Linked DNA regions of Mus musculus: region 1 is linked to region 2. A link is a loop called in an ENCODE intact Hi-C map of the cell type or tissue named here. Cell type or tissue: left cerebral cortex. All regions are shown on one strand. Each heading gives the region's core, and the rest is flanking DNA. Links, peaks and the distances in the headings are about the cores only. Region 1 has its middle 3.6 kb from the start of Slc25a1. Region 2 has its middle 6.7 kb from the start of Vpreb2.

Region 1 (2,808 bases), core at 98-2,597, 55 kb after region 2:
CCAGGATCAGGACTCGGTGCTCACCAAGGGCACTCTTGCATCCTGAGTCCTCTAAGAAGCCACCGTGGGTGGCCACACTTGGTCTGGAGCACTGGAGATCTGGAAACAGGCCCTTTCTTCAAGACAGTGCTTCTCAACCTGCAGACTATGAGCCCTCTGGGGAATCAAACATCCTATCAATGGTTGCCTAAGACCAGTAATAAACATAGATATTTACATTAAGATTCATAACTAGCAAAATTATAGTAATGGAGTAGCAAGGAGATAACTTCATGGTTGGGGGTCACCACAGCATAAGAAACTGTATTAAGGGGTCATACACATTAGAGAGGTTGAGAATCACTGGACTGCGGCTTCATCCCCAGAAGGTGTCTATGTTAGGTCTTTTCCCATGAAGGGAAAAGGACAGGAGAGACCACATGAGACTCAATTTTAAAACAAGCCAGCTGAGAGTAGCCCAGTCAGGTAATCATGAAAATTGAAACTGTGACCCTGTTGGTATCAGAGGTCCTAAGAGATACATGTGACAGAAACTTGGAGCTTCCACTTCAGGAGCAAGGCAGGTGCTCTAAGACAGGCATGAGCAGGTGAGAAAAAAAAAATCCACTTATACTGGTTTTCAAGATATATTGCATATCAGATATTTACATTATAATTCATATCAGTAGCAAAATTATAGTCATGAAGTAGCAATGAAAATAATTCTATAGTTGGGGGTCACCACATCATGAGGAACTGTTTTAAAGGATCGCAGCATTAGGAAGGCTGAGAACCACTGGGTTAGGAGAAAGGCAGTCGATGAACTAGTCAGGGGTTGCCCGGTGAAACAGCCCATGGTGGGCATATGCCCAGGATTTCAGTGGTGGCTTGTGAGATTAGACTTCACTAACCTCACAAGTTGCTCCTAGACAGGACAGGTCACAGTGGTGCATAAGCAGTGGGCTGTGTGACCAGGATCAAGTGACTTCTCAGTCTCCTTTTCTCCAAAACAGGCAGTAGTTAACACCTGGCCCAAAGGAGGAGGCTTTGAAACACTGGCCACAGCAGCATGCTTCTCTCCTGCTGGGGTTTATAATGAGGCTGTGAGCGTGGGAGTGGAGCGAGTGGTAGAATGCTAACGTGTACAGAGCTCTGGGTGCCATGCCTGAACATGAACACACACAGGCACACACAGATGGGGATGGGGGGGGGGAATTATATTTGCAAGTATAGAAATAGAACCTAGGGTTTTCTTCAGATGTCTTACTATGTCACCTCAAACTTATGAGCCTCTTGTACCATCATGCCTGGCTCTTAGAAAGTTTTGAGGAAGTGGAGAAAAAGTAGATCCCTGTTTCTTGAGCACCAGCCACTCTGATGGCTGTTCCGTGCCGGGTTAGGACCTGGACCTGTTTTGCTTTTTTTTTCCAGGATGCCCACAGCAGCCTCTGCACCTTTTTTGTGCATCAGGGTATCTGGACCTAGGTTGGACCCACTGTCTTCTGAGTGCCCACCTATATGTGCCACATTTGGGCAATACAGCAGAGTCACAGATCACAGTTGATCCTTCACAGAGCCCTGGAGGTAGTATCTCCTTTTTAGGAACACTTGGTCTTCAGTAGGGAAAGGCCTAGGTGGAGTTGGTGCTGCTCTGCTACAGAACAGCCTGCAGGCTCCGAGCTGTGCTGCCTTGGCGTGGAACACTGCCCAGCATGCAGAGTGCTGCATCATACAGTCCCAAGCTGGCCAAGGAGCTGCAGCCATGGCTCTTGAAGGGAAGTTAGTAGAGTGTCTCGGGACTTTGGGTTTGCTGCCTGGAGCACAAAATGGCCTGGAGGCAATTCTATGGACTTAGTTGTATCCTATTTCATCTAAGTGATAAGATGATGCCTAAAAAGCCGGGCAGTGGTGGCACATACCTTTAATCCCAGCACTTGGGAGGCAGAGGCAGGTGGATTTCTGAGTTCGAGGCCAGCCTGGTCTACAAAGTGAGTTTCAGGGCTACACAGAGAAACCTTGTCTCGAAAAACCAAAAAAAAAAAAAAAAAAAGACGATGCCTAAGAAAAGTGCTAGCCATGATGGTCAGTCCCTTTGGCCTCGATCAGCACAGCCTGTGACTGACGGTGACTCTAGCCTGAGCCAGTTCCTGGTAAGTGAGCTACTTTAAGACCAGGCCATCAGCACATACCACCAGAATGTGGGACAAGCAGGCCAGTTGACAGTCTTGGGCTTTATCCATGGCAGTGGGGTAGCAGCTGACATACTGCTATTCAGTGAAACCTTCAGCACCGTCCATTGGGCTCTGTGCAGCCAGGCTGTATTCCTGCAAAACATCCAGTGGAGCCTGAGGTACATGGGTTCGAGACCCCATTGGAGTGATGCCCTTCTGCCAAACTCTTAGTAGTAATGTTACCACACAAATCAATTAATGACTCCATTCAACAGTTGGGGTGGGGAGGGTGACTTTACTTAGCTCACTGAGGTGACAAGGTGACGATGCATGATTTTAAAGTCCTTCCTGGGTATCAGAGTTCTACTCCAGGGACCTGTGCTACCTGATCCAGACGGATGTTTCTAATGCTATGGAAATTCCATCTCTCAGGAGCACTTTCTAACCCACTGCTGAGTGCCAAGACCGCTTCAAGCATGTGGGTCCCAAGGCCATACCCTGAGACTCTGATTCTGAGGCAGGGACGCTATCCTAGTTGGTGTAGACTAGAAAATAAACAGGTCTCCTGGACTAGGGCTGCCAGCCCTGAATGCCTTTGCAGGCTAGAGCTGGCAGCTGTTTGCAGCCCCTCCAGAAGCTGCCTGCCCTTATTAAGGGC
Region 2 (2,808 bases), core at 241-2,740:
ACTATAGGGTCCCTGAGCCCTCCCACGCTTGCACGCAAACTGAATGTTCAAATAGACTTACAGATTCAGACTTTGACAAACAGCAAGACAAAGAAGAACAGCGGTACCTGCTCAAGACCTCCGATTCACCACTCTGGTGTGTCCCCACAGGGGGTCTGATTCCCTTCCAACGCACCAAATGTTAAGACTCTGGCGAGCCTTCACTTATCAGAGACCCCCTGAATAAAGAACACAAGAGTTGGGGATCCATGCTAAAGCAAGAGGAATTTTATTGTTCCAGCATGCTGGGGTCGCCCTACACACAAAGGAGAGAGAATGACCTCATGCAGCCCATGTGGCGAGTTTTTATACAGTTTTCAGAGCAGCAGCCATTAGGCACAATGCGATTGGTAGAACAGTGTGACTTTTAAACTGATTAGTCTTTAGGGGATGAGGTGGCAAAGACTTCCCTTGTCTATAGGTGGCCAACAGTCTCAGAATGTGCTCTGAGCCTCCTCTACCCACAGGTAGCAGATGGTCATTTCCCTGTGGTCTGAGGAATGTAATTAATCCCCCAACCTTCCAGAGGGAAGGGGTGCCTATGTGCTCTATTACCTTTCTCTCCCAGGAGGGGAGGGGTCTGGTGGGATTTGCCAAAGCTCCTGAGCTGACCTCTTCACCAATGTCTATGCCTTCCATCATGTGCTGACCCCATGACTCAGCAGAACTAATGTTTATGACCTCCATCATGTGCTGACCCCATGACTCAGCAGAACCAATGTCTATGCCTTCCATCATGTGCTGACCCCATGACTCAGCAGAACCAATGTCTATGCCCTCCATCATGTGCTGACCCCATGACTCAGCAGAACCAGAGTTTTGACAAAATTCCTGCAGATACTCTGCAGTGTTTGGAGTAAACAGCGTGGCTACATTCTGATAATTTGTAGATAGAAAAGGGATTTCATCTGTCCACCCAACTGCAGCATCCTACTCTGCAGTACTGGTATGTCTCCTTCATGATTGTAAGATTGGCTGGGAGCTACAATTCACAATTCTTCTGCACTATAAGAGGTTCAGGCCACACAATAGAAACATTAAAACTAAAAATTCAAAGTATAGTCTCCACAATGTGTGTGGCTTTCTATGCCATGTAAACAAACAATTCTAAGCCTGTCTGGTATAGGTTTGGGCCTGTGCTGAGGTAGGAGATGGAGAAATACTCTCTGAACTTCTGAACATAACATATGTCCTAGCATGCCCACATAAATGGATCTGTATTTACACATATATGTGTGCATGTTGGTGTGCATCTCCTGCAAGTCTTTGAGCAAGTATGTGTAGGCACCAGAGCCTGGGGTAGGGACAAGCCTCTGTGAATGACTGAAACTTCCCCTTGTGTTAGCAATGCTGGTCCCATGTTCTGAAATCTAACAACTGCAATGGCTGTTTCTGGAGATACCACTGTGCTTTCTTTTGTACATGTGACATCTCATTAGTCGGGGACATGCTTATCTGTATATATTTATATTTCTGAAAAATATGATACTTGGCTACTTTTGATTAAGGCAGTTAGAGATGGTTGTTTTCATATTTCTAAAAAGCTGCTCACATATTGTTCCTCCCTGTCATCGGGAACTAAAACACTCAGGGCACTCCTATTTCCCTTTAGAAAGTTCTTTGGAAAGAATTCACTCTTGGAACCTCTAAAGAATTCTACCTGGAGCGTCTTTGTTCCCCACATGCTGTATGGCTCTGCTCTACAGGGTGACCAGGAGAGGGCGCTAAACTCCTTTGCCTCCCCAGAGCTGTTGAGAGTTGCAAACCTGCATGTTTGACTTTTCCACCTTATTGGCTCATGCGGTCTGGGTGACTTTGATTTTACCAATGTACAAGCGTGGGCTTCTTTCACTTGGTTATATCTCTTTAAGAAAAACACGGAATGTATCTATTTTTACTTTTCTCTCAAGTCTGTTGCTAAGAAAAGGACAATGACTCCATTCTCTACACTGTTAGGACAAATGACTATCTGTGGCGCCCACTGGTAACCTGCCAAAGCGCTTGTTGACTTCAGGATCACTCAGAACCACAAGTACCTGTGGCTCCTCACATTGCTTCTCGCCCCCTCCCCCACACTCAACTTCTCCAGCTCCCGGGCTTCTCTCCCCCAGCTTCTTCCCTTATAACCCAGTTATTTCAGCTGTACTCTCTCCCTGTCTTCCTGTCTTGGCCCCTTCCCTCTCTCCCTCTCTTGGTCTCTCTCTTGCCCACACTCTCTTGTTCTCTTGCCACAGCCTGGTCCAGTCTGCTGACCAGTGTCAGTCCACTGCTTTCCCCCTCTGCTGTGGACTCCTGCAGATGCCTCTGGCTTTTCTCTCCCTCATTTCTGCAATAAAAACCTTCCCCTCAACCACACCTTGGAGCAGTTCTGCCCCGGTTTATACACTCACTAGAGTTGATAAATGAACGAGAAGAGAGTCCAATGCTTACCCTGCCTTTGCTATTCAAATAGTCCCTCAAAGCAGCTAAGTTGTCAGTGAAGTGGAGAATTTTGAGAGGTTTGTTGTCTGTTGTACAGGTTCGGGGTGTTTTCTTTGAGACCAGGTTGGTCTAGGATTCCTGCCTCCTTCTCCTCAGAGCTGGGATTGAAGCATGTTCTCAGTACGAAGGCAGTTCTTGTGTGTGTGTTTATGGTATGTGTATATATTTTGTGTGTATCTACGTGTGTGTGCACACGCTCATTCGTACGAGTGGGTGTGGGCATGCATGTGCAACTGGATGCACGCGGAAGTCAGAGAGGTCAACCTCAGGTGTTGGCCTTTCATCTTG

The links. Hi-C counts contacts between places; a loop is a spot of excess contacts. Peaks named below come from ENCODE experiments on the same cell type or tissue, not always from the same donor. Only the 100,000 strongest peaks of a DNase experiment are listed, where the experiment ranks them.
Region 1: a loop joins it to region 2, with 2.7 times the contacts of the local background. A loop is called at or near these places in 15 of 42 quality-filtered maps.

The regions. Positions count from the first base shown.
Region 1 is chr16:17,930,412-17,933,219 of GRCm38, reverse strand. No RefSeq gene overlaps it. Among named protein-coding and RNA genes, the nearest start is that of Slc25a1, 3.6 kb to the right of the region's middle. In left cerebral cortex, for the core only: no CTCF peak of the experiment used is centred there; a DNase peak (open chromatin) is centred at 1,113.
Region 2 is chr16:17,985,893-17,988,700 of GRCm38, reverse strand. No RefSeq gene overlaps it. Among named protein-coding and RNA genes, the nearest start is that of Vpreb2, 6.7 kb to the right of the region's middle. In left cerebral cortex, for the core only: a CTCF peak has its summit at 1,753 (motif pointing right); DNase peaks (open chromatin) are centred at 1,803 and 1,996.